2 separate regions of the Mus musculus genome follow, and region 2 is linked to region 1. Evidence: chromatin contacts called from ENCODE POLR2A ChIA-PET data. All regions are on one chromosome and are shown on one strand. Each heading gives the region's core, a stretch centred on a gene start or an enhancer-like site at or near the end of the contact. The rest is flanking DNA. Distances are from core to core; before and after follow the strand shown.

What was found. ChIA-PET counts read pairs that join two places held with the same protein, here RNA polymerase II (POLR2A).
Region 2: POLR2A ChIA-PET joins it to region 1 with 10 read pairs in embryonic stem cell. The contact joins the enhancer-like site here to the promoter of Gramd2 in region 1. POLR2A ChIA-PET finds 5 or more read pairs at or near these places in 2 of 5 experiments (Patski and embryonic stem cell).

What each region holds. Positions count from the first base shown.
Region 1 is chr9:59,677,311-59,683,664 of GRCm38, reverse strand. It overlaps Gramd2 (GRAM domain containing 2), which reads right to left and starts at 3,511. Exons shown (of 12, transcript NM_001379375.1): 1 at 3,413-3,511. The coding sequence starts at 3,453. It overlaps Pkm (pyruvate kinase, muscle), which reads right to left. Exons shown (of 11, transcript NM_011099.4): 10 at 5,440-5,621; 11 at 4,293-4,937. The coding sequence ends at 4,831.
Region 2 is chr9:59,720,418-59,726,771 of GRCm38, reverse strand. No RefSeq gene overlaps it. Among named protein-coding and RNA genes, the nearest start is that of Senp8, 27 kb to the left of the region's middle. Within about 2 kb of position 3,436, at least 1 of the 3 ENCODE cell types and tissues checked has a DNase peak (open chromatin) inside an H3K27ac peak, as active enhancers do.

The DNA of each region.
Region 1 (6,354 bases), core at 2,262-4,761:
TCCAAAAACAGCTACAGTGTACTCACACAAAATAAATAAATAATTCTTTTTTTTTTTAAAAAAGAGCTCAAGTTTGTTTTTTGTTGTTTTTTGTTGTTGTTGTTGGTTTTTTTTTGTGCCATATGAAGTATAAGACTAGCCCTGGTGACATGAGGTCCCGTCTGAAAAATCAATAATAAATAGTAAAAAATATATTTTTAAATAACCCTGAAAGAGTTGGGGTTGTGACTTAATGGTAGTGTGCTTGCCTAACCCTGGAGCCGATCTTTAGAGCTGCATCCTAGGCAAATAGGTAGGTAGTAGCCTAATGTAATTTTAAACATCATCGAGGAAATACCAATTTAGAACAAAGACTGAAAGGCCGATTCAGTTACTACAAGTATTAAACCAAGCCTAAATTCTAACCAAGTCTCTCTCTCTCTTGGTTTTTGTGTGTTTGTTTGTTTGTTTTTTGTTTTTCGAGACAGGGTTTCTCTGTGTAGCCCTGGCTGTCCTGGATCTCACTCTGTAGACCAGGCTGGCCTCAAACTCAGAGATCTGCCTGCCTCCGCCTCCCAAGTGCTGGGATTAAAGGCGTGCACCATCACTGCCTGGCAAGTAATTTCTCAACTAACAAAAATGTGTAGATGTGGGAGAAAGAAGAGAGGGGAGGCAGTTTGTCCCTTTGAAGCTTATATGCTTAAGAATAACGCACACTGCCACCATAGGCAGGTACACTGTAGGGGAAACTGTTCTCAGTCATGGAGGAAGCTCATTCCTCATGTGTATGTGTGTGTGTGTGTGTGTGTGTGTGTGTGTGTGTGTGTGTGTGTGCGTGCATGTGTGCACACGTGTGTGTGTGTGTGGTAGGTGAGTATCTGTGCACATTCAAGGAGGCTAGAGGAGGATGTCTGGTGTCCTGCTCCACCACTCTCTTCAGTCCCTTGGGATGGGGTCTTTCCTAGCCTGGAGTGTGGCTCAGTGATGTCTCTTTCTCTCCCTTCTATAGTGCTGAGGTTGCACGTCTACTGGCTACACCCAGCTGGAACTCAGGCCCTCATGCTTAAGCCACGATGTTACTATCTACTGTGCCATCTCCCCAGCCTCAGGAAACTCATTCTTGGGGCTATGTGCCCTAATCCCCATCCATCCCTACATTAATAAACAGGTAGGAGGATTAATCGTAGCTTACAGGTTAGAGACTAGGGGCCGAGAGAGTGATGCCGTACAGTCTATGTGAAGAGGTACGGAGGCCAAGCCTGACCGCTATCAGGCTCATCACTGTATCCAAGATCGTTGTGGAATTAAGGGAAACCTGTCTTCTCCTCTCAGAGAAGGATGAACACATCATTCTCCAGGATCCAGACTCAAGTACTAGACACTGAAGTGGAAGTGGAACGCTACACCCTTCGTGATTTGATGGGCTCCCAAGACAAGTCACAGCAAAGGGAAAAATATGAAAAGAACCGAGGCATCTCCAGAAGTGGAGGTGGAAACTCGTTGGGTAGAACCACTGACTGTGTGGAGGGGCGGTCTCTAGGGAGCCGAAGTCACATCTCTTCTTACTTTGTGGTAAAGCAGGCTCTGAGACAGACGTGATTTGCTCCAAGTCGCAGCAAAGTGGGAAGAGCATCTGAATTCATCTCTGACTCTCAGAGTGAAGCTCTTCCTGTCAGTCTTATAAATAGGGAACGTGTCTCTCAGCAGCCAAAGCAACAGCTTAGCCAGCTTAAGGGCTGGGTGGAGTCACCTTGACAAGCACTAGCAGATCATGGGAAAGCTAGCTCCCTGGAGGCTAGCAGGCATAAACCACCCTGAATACTGTGTCCTCACCCCTAGTGGGGTCACCAGAACATCCCCAGTAAATGAATTAACATATTCACTTCTAGTCCCAGATAAAGTTTTGAGGACCAACCCGAGTTTTGAAATTTTAAAACAAGCACCAACAGTAAGGCCTGGATGAGGCTCAGTCTGACCTTTCCAGACTATTTAGAAACTTCTTGCCCTCTGGGAAGCTGAGAAAACCTTTTCTACTTGGCCCCAGCAGACACCTCCTGAATTGCTGGGGTGAAACCAGTCAGCTTTGCCCACTGGGTCTGCTCACTTGCCCCAAGGTCCCCACTAAGAACACCCTTAATGACTGCCAAACTCTAACCTTTACTCTAAGAATGCCTTTCTATGCTGCAGTCTAACTGGCCTTATGAGGAGACTGAAGAGCAGTCCACAGGGCGAGCGATACCCTCTACCCATCTCTTCTGGCAAGACTCTTGTCTTCCAGCTTTAGGAGTGGAAGGACACCTTTGCACAACCAGATACGTACGTTGAAGGAGGCAAACCCAGAGACAAAGGCTGATCACAGCTAGCCCACCCCCTCAAGCCCGTAGAGGACTGAGTGCTAACTCATCACCCTATGTACCAAGGTTGATGTGGGAACAAGATCACATTTGCCCCACCTCAATCCATCCTGGCTGGCCAGGGATGTCCAATCCTGCAGGTTTGGGGCTGGGTGGGAGCAAGAATTTACAGTTTCATCAACGGGCCGCATCTTCCCCCTAAATAATCTCATCTGCACCACTTCAAAAGTTAAATTCCCTAACTCCCCAGGGCTGGACCTGAAATCATTATGTAGTCCAAGATGACCCTGAATCTCAGCTCATGTAAGCTTCCCAGGAGCTAGCAAGCATGAACCATCTTGCATACGGTGCTGGAATTGTAGATGTGCATCACCAATGTGTTTTATGCAGTGCTAAGGACCAAATCCAAGGCCTTATATATGCTAGGTAAACACTACCTACCCTCCCAGCTCACAGTTACCATTCTTGATGTCATCTGCCATGCCGCCTCCTGTCTTCTCTCCCCCCACTTATTCTCCACTACCTGCAAGAACTTTCCTTTCCTCCCAAGCCGACTTTGAACCAGCTCTCTGGGCTTGGAGACCAGCCCCAGCCCGCCCGGGCCTGGCGCACGGGGTGCGGCCGAGTCGTGCTGGGACAGCTCCACGTTGCCTCAGAAGCAGCCGAGTGTGCTCCTAAGAGTAGATCCCGCTGGGAGTGGAGAGGAGAGGAGAGGAGCTGATTTTGCAGAGGCCCACAGGGAAGCGCCAGGCTGTGTGTGGAGACAACCGGGACTGGGGGGTCGTTATGGCGAGAAATGAATGAAACACAAATGAATGGACCGCGAGGGTGGCCGACACGAGGTGATTTCCAGAAGGGAGCGTGCCTTCCGCTCGCCTGAAGCCACCAAGACACATCGGATACATCGCACCAGACTCGCACACCTCACAGCCGGGCGGAGGCGCAGGGTCCAAGCCTAAATTTCTGCGGTTGGAAGTGCCCAGCCGGGAGGCAGAAGGCGCCTAGGCGCGGCATTCCCAGAGTCGCCCTGCCCTTCGTCGCAGCCTCCTGGACCTGGAGCCCCGGGACGCCTCCCTTACCTGCCCGCCTCGACAGGCTCGCTACGGCTCAGGGCGGTCATCGCAGCGCCTTCTCCGGGAGCCCGAGGCCGTGCGCCAGACCCAGTGCCCTCCGGGGACCGCCCACCCCGGGAAAGGCCCGCCCCCACACGCCTATTGGCCGCTCGCGCAGAATGAGCCTGGCTCAATTGGTGGAGCCTTCCCCGCTCCCAGACCGCCCTGATGGGTCCCAGCTGCAGGTAGGTCTTCAAAATTGTGAGGTCGAGGAAACCAGGGCCTGGGTCCTCAATTATGGGACTTCATATCAAAATGTTCCCTCAGGGCTCTTCATTCTACTCCGCCTTCCAACCTCCTTACCTAACCTGAGCTCTTGGTGCTGCAACATCTCAATTTCAGAGGCCTTAGCCTCTGACTAGGTGGCTGTTGGGAGTTGCCAGGGACAAGGGTCCCACCTTGTTTCTATGTACCTTATTCCTGAGGGCAACAGGAAAACAAGAGACCCTTTGTGCTTAACTGTTATGGAGGCTGAGGGTTTTGTGAAGTATCCAATCAGGGACTCATCCTACAGCGCCCTCAACAGGCCTCTACCACAGGGATCAGCCCACTATTCGACCATTCTAGGTGCTAGCTGAACCTGTCCCAGACTTTTCTAGTATTTGCCCTGAAATAGAACGGATCAGCTTCCCGATACACAGCCGCACTTTGGTGCAGGAGGCAACTTATATACTCCCAAAGTATTCAGTCTCCGGCGTCTCCAGTGGTCCCGTGCTTGAAGGTTATCTGGTGGATCCATAGCACCCAAGGCCAGGCCTCCTGGCTGTTGTCATTCTCAATTGCTCAAAGGGCAGGGCTCGACCACCACTACCAACCCCCGGAAAAAAACAAAACAAAACACAACACAGGTGCTTCAGCTGCTGTTTATTGACATTCAGGTGGGCACTATAGCAACAGGCCTGGAGACTCTGCAGAATACAAGGTGGAGAGTGGAGTGTCTGCAGTGACAGAAGTGGAGTGCACAAGAAGTGGGGAGGCCAAAGCTGTTGGGAAAGCAGGTCAGGGCCAGGGCCAGAAGTCGTCATCTACACTGGGACCCTGGGCCCCACACCCTCAGCCCCTACTCTTTTGCTGTCTCCTGACTCCAGGCTAGGGCTGGGAATTCTGACAACTTTCTACAGAAGCAAAGCCCAGAGATGCTGCCGCCCTTCTGTGATAAAGTCAGGGTTTCCAGTCCTGCATTCCTCCTCCACCCCTGGCTCAGGTAGGGCCCTGAATAATAGCTGGTCTCTATTGCATGTTTTAGAGGCATTAATTTTCCCTGGTGTCCCAGCCCACCAGCGCCACACTATGGCCCAGAGTGAGCACTACAAGCGTTGCTGGCCTAATGGAAAGGATAGGGGAGGGGAAGGGACAGGGGCTAGAAGAGGGGCTCCAGAGGGCCATCAAGGTACAGGCACTACACGCATGGTGTTGGTGAATCCAGAGCCAGGGCGCCACCCGGTCAGCACAATGACCACATCTCCCTTCTTGAAGAAGCCTCGGGCCTTGCCTGGGGGGAAAAGGAGGTTGGTGAGTAGAGGTATACACTTGAGGAAAACTGCAAAGCCCCACAGTCCTAATTGATCACACAAAGTGGCACTTTTCCCAACCCAGACACAAATCCAACAAGGCAGGTGCAGATAACTGCCCTAATAATCCTCGTCTGGGTAGGGGAGCAGGTTGACAGTTACTTCTTCTCACCACAAGATGGTGCAAGCCTCCTAGCCTAAACAAGGGCTGAGGCTGAACTCAGAATGCAGAGACCTTTGGACACCATTCAGTTTATACTCTAGAGAGTCAGGGTCAGCTGCCTCCTTGTCTCTATATAGGAATAAGGCCACAAAAGCTTGTGTTCCCCACCCTCTAACCCCACCCTGCTCAGGACAGTAGCTCCAGCTAATCTTACAACTGGGTGATAAAACAGATAGGCCCAGCCCATGACTTCAGGAAGTGGTAGTTTTAGGGTCCCCATTTATTAGCACTTCATCATTCCCTTGTTTCCAGCTACATACCAACATCCATGGCCAAGTTTACACGAAGGTCGACATCCTCAGCCCAGGCATTCAGCACGGCATCCTTACACAGCACAGGGAAGATGCCACGGTACAGATGGGCCTGGCGAGCAGTCTGGGGATTTCGAGTCACGGCAATGATAGGAGCCCGAGGGCGGTACCTGGCCACTTGGTGAGCACTCCTGAGATGGAAACAGGTTGGAAAGACTGACCGTTAAACATGTCATAAGACCCTTTCAGTAAGCCTAAGCCAAAAGTAATACCCTCTAATTCAACTCTGGACCACAGGCTTTGCCCACTGACAACTGTTTCAAGGTCTGGCCTGCCCCTCAGACCTGTCCTGTCTTTTCTAAGATGATTATCCTGCTCTCAGTATGGGCAGTCCTATAGGAGCATGGCTGGTAGAATTCTTCCCACAAATGAACCCTTCCATCTGGCAGTGAGGCAGCTTTGGCCCAATCTCAGCAGAACCCACTCCTGTAGCTGCCAGCAACTTTTACAATCCAAGTACCATGTGCCTAGCTCCTGACTTCTTCTGCAAAGAACAGCAGCAGAGTTACCAGGCCCTGGAAGCCAACAATGTTCACCATAACACTATACTGTTCTCCTATGGGAGTCCTAGCAGCTAATGTTAAAAGAAACCTCAGAATTTCTATGGTTTTAGAAATCTGGGTGGTAGGGCTGGAGAGATAGCTCAGTGGTTGGGAGCACTGACTGCTCTTCAGAAGGTCCTGAGTTCAGGTCCCGGCAACCACATGGTGGCTCACAACTATCCATAAAGAAATCTGACACCCTCTTCTGGTGCATCTGCAGACAGCTACAGTGTACTTAGATATAATAATAAATCAATCTTTAAAAAAAAAAAGAAAGAAAAAGAAATCTGGGGGCTGGAGAGATAGCTCAGCAGTTAAGAGC
Region 2 (6,354 bases), core at 2,187-4,686, 43 kb before region 1:
TAGATGAGGCTGGCCTTGAATTCAGAGATCTGCCTACTTCTGCCTCCCAAGTGCAGGGATTAAAGATCACCATCACCATCTAGCCATAAGAACCCATCCAACGACAACAACAAAAGCATTTGTTGAAAGAGAGCAGTAAAATTTGTTTTACTAGATTTGTTAGCATTAGACCTCGTCTCTGTGCCAGTGTTTGGCAATTAGCTGTCAGGACAGCAAGCCCTTCTGGCTCTCCCCTGCCTCCCCAGGTGCTGCCCAGTTTCCTTGGCCACTTCCTCCAGCTCTGTGTGATCTCTCAGTGACTCCTGCATCAGTCCCTGCTCTGTTAACATGTCCATTCCCTTGACATATTCCTATGGCTGGCCAGGGTATGGTGGCTCACAACAGTAATACCAGCACTTGGGAGGCTGAGGCAGAGGGATTGCCATGACTCAAAATAATCTAGGCAACTCAATAGTGAGTTTCAAGATAGCTGGTTACAGAGTGAAACCTTGTCTCAAAAACAAAAACAAAACAAAACAACAAAAACAAAATACTTGAGAGGCAGAAGAAGACAGACCTCTGTGAGTTCCAGGTCAGTCAGTGGTACATAGTGAGACTCTTGTCTCCTAAATAAAAATCCACAAAAGATAGCTCTAGGCTTCTCCCCTACACTCAGGCTTCCTAACCCATCACTCATTTAATATCCCCACTTGGCTAAAAAGTGTCTCGGATTTAGCATGTTCAATATTGTAACGTTTTCTAATACGTATGTATTTATTTAATCAGTAGGGGTGCAGTCAGATGTCAACTCAAGGCGTGGGTGCTCTCCTTCCACGCTTGGGTCCCTGTGGTTTAACTCAGGCTTGGCAATCTTTGCCCACTGAGCCATCTCACCTGCCTCAAACACTACATTTCCAATCTGTCTCTCTATTCTTTCGAGCCAGAGCCATAAATCTTGAAGTCATTAAGTTCTGCTCTGGTTTGACCAGCGCTCTTGCTTTCACATTCAGAACACATGCAAGATCGGCCTATTCTGCCTCTCTCCACTTTTAGTCAGATTGGCCATTCCTCAGTCAAAGTGGCCCTTGCGTAAGACGGCTTGCGGGTAGATCGGCTGGGAAGTGAATCCTGCTTTCAGCTACTCTCTTATCTCCGGGACAGTATCTATCACATCTGTCTGTTCGGAAATGTTCTGATGTTCAGAACAACCTACTTCTGAAACCTCTTAGGCCCGGAAATTCCTTAGCATCCACAGATTTCCTGTGGCAAAGAGATGATGTTGCTTATCAGCTATTCCAAAAGTCAATAGACTTGATCAGAGTGCTGAGAAAATACCTGCTGAGCTGGGTGTTGTAGCTCAGGGGCTGGGTGTATATTCAGCAGTATAGCACAAGACCCTGGGTTCACTCTCCAGCACCACACACACACACACACACACACACACACACACACACACCAGCAGCGGCAACAATAAATTTAAAAGCCTGACAATTTAATTCCCTCGCATCCAGATTAGTGATTTTTAGTTGGAGACAGTTTTGTCCTCTCTACAAGAGACACTTGGAAATGTTAGGGGGGTTTGGATTGTCACAATCAGGGATAAGAGGTACATCAGCATCAAGTGGGCAGAAGCCAGGGATATGTCTAAGCATCTTACCTAGGACAACCCCCATAATGAAGAATTATCCAACCCCAAACACAAGTGCTACTGACACTGGGGAACATGATCTAGACTCTCCACATGGTCATAGATAAAAGGCCAAGAAGCGATTGATCTAGACTATTCTGAGACTTGTAAAACCACCAGCTTATTCATCATTCCGAAACTGCAGTCATTCCCGTAGCTTGGAGAGACTGGAGGAAGTCTCGGTCTTCACTGCAGCATTGGATCCTCGGAGCTTTTGCGGGAGCCCTGCCTTCCTTCTCAACTCCATCCTTTTCTGCCCTTGCCCCACAAGCACATGACTCTCCTCTCATCCAAATCTCACTCAGGCTTTGAAGCCCACACATGCTGCACACTTATCCACTGACTCAGTCTTACCCATAAGCCCCAAAGTTAGCTGATGCCTCTGGCTTGCCCCTCACTAGACTCCCTGAAGGGGACCCATGTCATATCTCAGACTTAATCAGCCTTAGTACTGACAGTCAAGTGTGAAAGCTCTGTGGCTGTCTTAAGAGTCAAATGAGGTGCTGAGCATAAAAGCACATTGTATAGGCCTGCTGTTCAAAACATGATAGTCAGTACCCTAGTATCTATAGAAGCATACACTCAGGAGCTAAATAAACCGCTCACATGTAGTTAACGTGTTGGAGAGAGCAAGGCATTCCGATTAGTCTGCTATTGGAACTAGCAGGAAAGAAAAAGTTCCATCAGAAATCCTACACCAATTAATACGCCTTCACGCTCCACTGAATCCAGGAGCAGTGGGTGTCACATTTTCCCAAAGCGGTGCCCAAGCCAACCTTTCTGCTTTTAGCAAGTTAATGAACAGCTTGTGAGTAACTCTTGGCCCACTCCAGCCCAATTTAGAAGGCTGCCAAGGGGATAAGATATCAATATGACACAGCCTCTGCTCTGCTGGGGACCCAGCTCTGTAGTGTTCCCCTCTTCCCCCACCCAAGTGCTTCTGTGTTCAGTCACAGGAGAGTCTGAGGCCCTTACACCAGTGGGACGAGGCTTCACCCAGGCCTGGCCTTTCCCCCAGGCAGAAGAGAGAGCCTTGTCCGAGATCCTTCGAGAAAAGCAAGTGGGGGCATCACATTCCAAGCAGCTCCAGGTTTGGCTGGGAGCCAGGTGCTGAGAGCCAAACAAGAAGGAACACATTCCAGGGAGTCAGGGAGCCCTGCTCACATGAGGGGCCCAGTAAGCAGGGCCCCCGCTGGGCACCAGGTGCTGCTCATCTGGAGATCAGTCATGCAAGGGGAAGGACTCCAGTTTCTCTGGTTATGGATTCAGAGGCTTAAATGCCTCCCACTCTCACACACCGTTGGTGGACAAAGCATATGTAACAGTCACATGTCAAACCACCCTAAGTAAAGTAGAAGAAGGAGGGTGCTGTTGACATCTTGGTTCACACCCAACTGGAGCCAAATTTCTTTCATTCAGTACCCAAAGAGAGGATGCTATTAACAACAAGAGTGGATGGAAGCAGGGAGCCTGAGTTCTATGTCCTTAGGAACTCAGCTCCCCACCCTTGGAGCTCCACCCATGCTGTTCAGACAACACCTGCTCTTCACATCAACCAGCCAGCCTTCTTGGCAGCCAAACCTTTAGAAGATCTAGAGGACCCGTGGAAGTGCTTGCCGGCCTTTCTCCATGCCGGGAGCAGGCAGGCAGGAGGCGATGATCGGGCAGAGGGTTGAGCTATTTCTACTGGGGGAAGATGGCCCCATCGCCTGCCTGAAGAGTCTGTTCTTCCATTACAAACCAGAAGCCTGGGCCAGATTTCACCCAGCAAGGAGATAAACTGGGAGGGACTTTCAATGAGAATGACGTCCTCTTGCTGCACTTTGCTGCCACCTAGTGGGATATTAGTGTTCTCTCTCCCTCTTGCCGGAGCATTGAGGTGGTCTTCAGGCAAACGTCCTGGAAGTAATTTCTCTTAATCATATCTTACTTCTGTGGCAGAACAGCTGTGGGGAGCTCATCTACTTGGCCACGTGGCAAGTGTCCTAGAGACACAGACACAGTAATCATTTGCGAGGGTTGTACTGGCTGCGTGGGCACCTGAGGTGAGATTGATTCTATCTATCTATCTATCTATCTATCTATCTATCTATCTATCTATCTATCTATCTATCTATCTATCTAGATATCTATCTAGATATCTATCTAGATATCTATCTAGATATCTATCTAGATATCTATCTATCTAGATATTTATTTATTTTGTTTTTTCCAGACAGGATTTCTGTGTGTAGCCCTGGCTGTCCTGGAACTCATTTTGTAGACCAGCCTGACCTCAAACTCAGAAATCCACCTGCCTCTGCCTCCTAAGTGATGGGATTAAAGGCGAGTGCTACCACTGCTTGGCTGAGAGGTGAGATTCTTAGTCTCATGATATCTTGGCTAGGCTGAGATGCACCCCTCGCTCTTGAGACCTCTTTCCACTAGAGTCCCTCTCCCTCTGGGACCCACGTCCCCTCTACTCAAGCACTGCCACAGATCTTCATCTTGTGATTTGTGCCAGTAAGATTAGTTCACTTGACACAAACTGAGAAAGCTAGGATTGTGTGCCCTGTCTGTGATGCTGCTGTGTCCAGGGATGCGAGGTGGGAGTGTGGTCTGCAGAGGTTTCTTGGACTTTCCCTGGGTTCTTCAGAAGTCTGCAACTGATCAGCCATATTTTCCAGTTATAGCCAAATGTTTATTTCTTCTAGTCCCAGAAAGCGCTTGGCTTCAGCAACTACTGAACAACCTACATTCAACTCTTTTGTGGTGATTTGAGAAGGAATGGCCCCATAGATTCATGTGTTTGAATGCTTGACCATTGGCACTATTAGGGAGCGTGGCCTTACTGGAGGAAGTGTGTCACTATAGGGGGGACAGGCTTGGAGGTCTTAAATGCTCAAACCATGCCCGGTGTGGCACACAGTTCCCTTCTGCTGCCTGAGGATCAAGATGTAGCATGCTCAGCTCTCTAACAACATGTCTGCCTGCATGATTCCTACTGTGATGATAATGGACTACACTTCTGAAACTATAAGTTTTCCTTTATGAGGGTTGAGGTGGTGGTCATGGTGTTGCTTTGTAGCAATAAAACATACTAAGACAGTATCCCAAAATGAAATTACTCTGTTATCTATTTTTAATTTTTCAGTTTAGGTAAAAATCATTCATATTGTCACAGCCTTCCTTCCTTCCTCCCTCCCTCCCTCCTTCCCTCCCTCCCTTCCTTCCTTCCCTTGGTGCTGGGAAGGAGTGCAGGGCCTTGCAAGCCATGCCTGTGTTTTCCTCGCCTCAGCAACACCCATGATCTTCTGTTTGGCAGCACCTCCTAACCATCGTGACAGCCTCTCCATGGGGTTTAACAGGGGTAGAAATGCTGACCACTTTTTATTGGTTATTGACTATTTTCTAAAAATCCTTTGCTTATTTTACCATTGGGTTATCTGTTGTTTGTTTGGTGGTGGTGGTGGTTTTATTGTTGTTTTTGTTGTGATGATGGTGTGAAGTGGAAATTTTTGGTTTCTTTACAGACTCAGTTGTGTTTTGTGATTTTTTTCTGGAAACTGTTGTATGAGAGGATGTTTTGCTGAGGCAGACACATGAGAGGACATGTGATGTTTGGAAGGAGTATAAGTAGAACCCGACAGTGGAGGATGCCTGTTGATTCACCTCGCAACACTTTGCTGGTCTTTGCTGATCGTCACTTGCCATGACTTTGTAGAGAGAAAAGTGCCAAGGAACTTCTTGTGTCATTCCAGCTGCTTCTTGTGGCTTCCACAGATTCTGCCGATTCAGCAGAACCTCCAATTTTTTCTGGATCAAGCCATGGCTATTGATTTGTGTTTGGTGTTTGCCGATAAGACTGGATTGCCACTACTGATTTGTGTTTGGAATCACCCCAAAGAACTGCTTCTAAACAGGTCCACATCCCCTGTTTTCATATTAATCTTTCTTCTCCCCTACTTTTGGTCAGTGGGCTGGAAGGGAGGTTGAAGCATTTAAGAACCCTTATTAAATAGGTTTTGATAAACCTAAGCCTACAGTGAAGGGTTTTTTGGGAGGCGGGGGGTTGGTTTGTTATTGATGTTGTTTGTTTGTCTTAGATAGGGTTTCTCTGTGTAGTCCTGGCTGTCCTAGAACTCACTCTGTACACTAGGCTGTCCTGGAACTTACAGAGATCCCTCTGCCTCTGTCTTCTGAGTAGAGGGATTAAAGGTGTGTGCCACCACTATGGTCATTTGTTTTTTTGCTGTTCACTTCTCTAGCTAGCCTCTTTAGATTTAGTTTTATTTTAAAATAAAAAATTGTATTATTGTTGTTGTATATGGTGTGTGGGGCAGAGCCCCAACAGCCATGATTATTTTTTTCTCTCAGCCTGTTTATATCTTCTTAGACAAAAGTTCTTTATAAAATTACCTCACAGATAAAATATTACACAAAAAGAAGTTACAGAGGATGCTGACACTAAGTTCAGGGCAGTGTTTTATTCCATAAGCTCATTATAAGTTCAAAGCAACAGTTTCCAAATGGCCTGCTTTATCGTGGTGCACACCTGTGGCCAAGTTTACCTTTTTAAAATTAAAACTTTGTTTATTTACTTATTTTTGCAAATTCATGTGTATGAATGTGGATGAGCATGGCTGTGAGATATCATGGAGAGCAGAGGACAGCCTTGGGATCAGATCTTGCATCCCATCTTGTCTGAG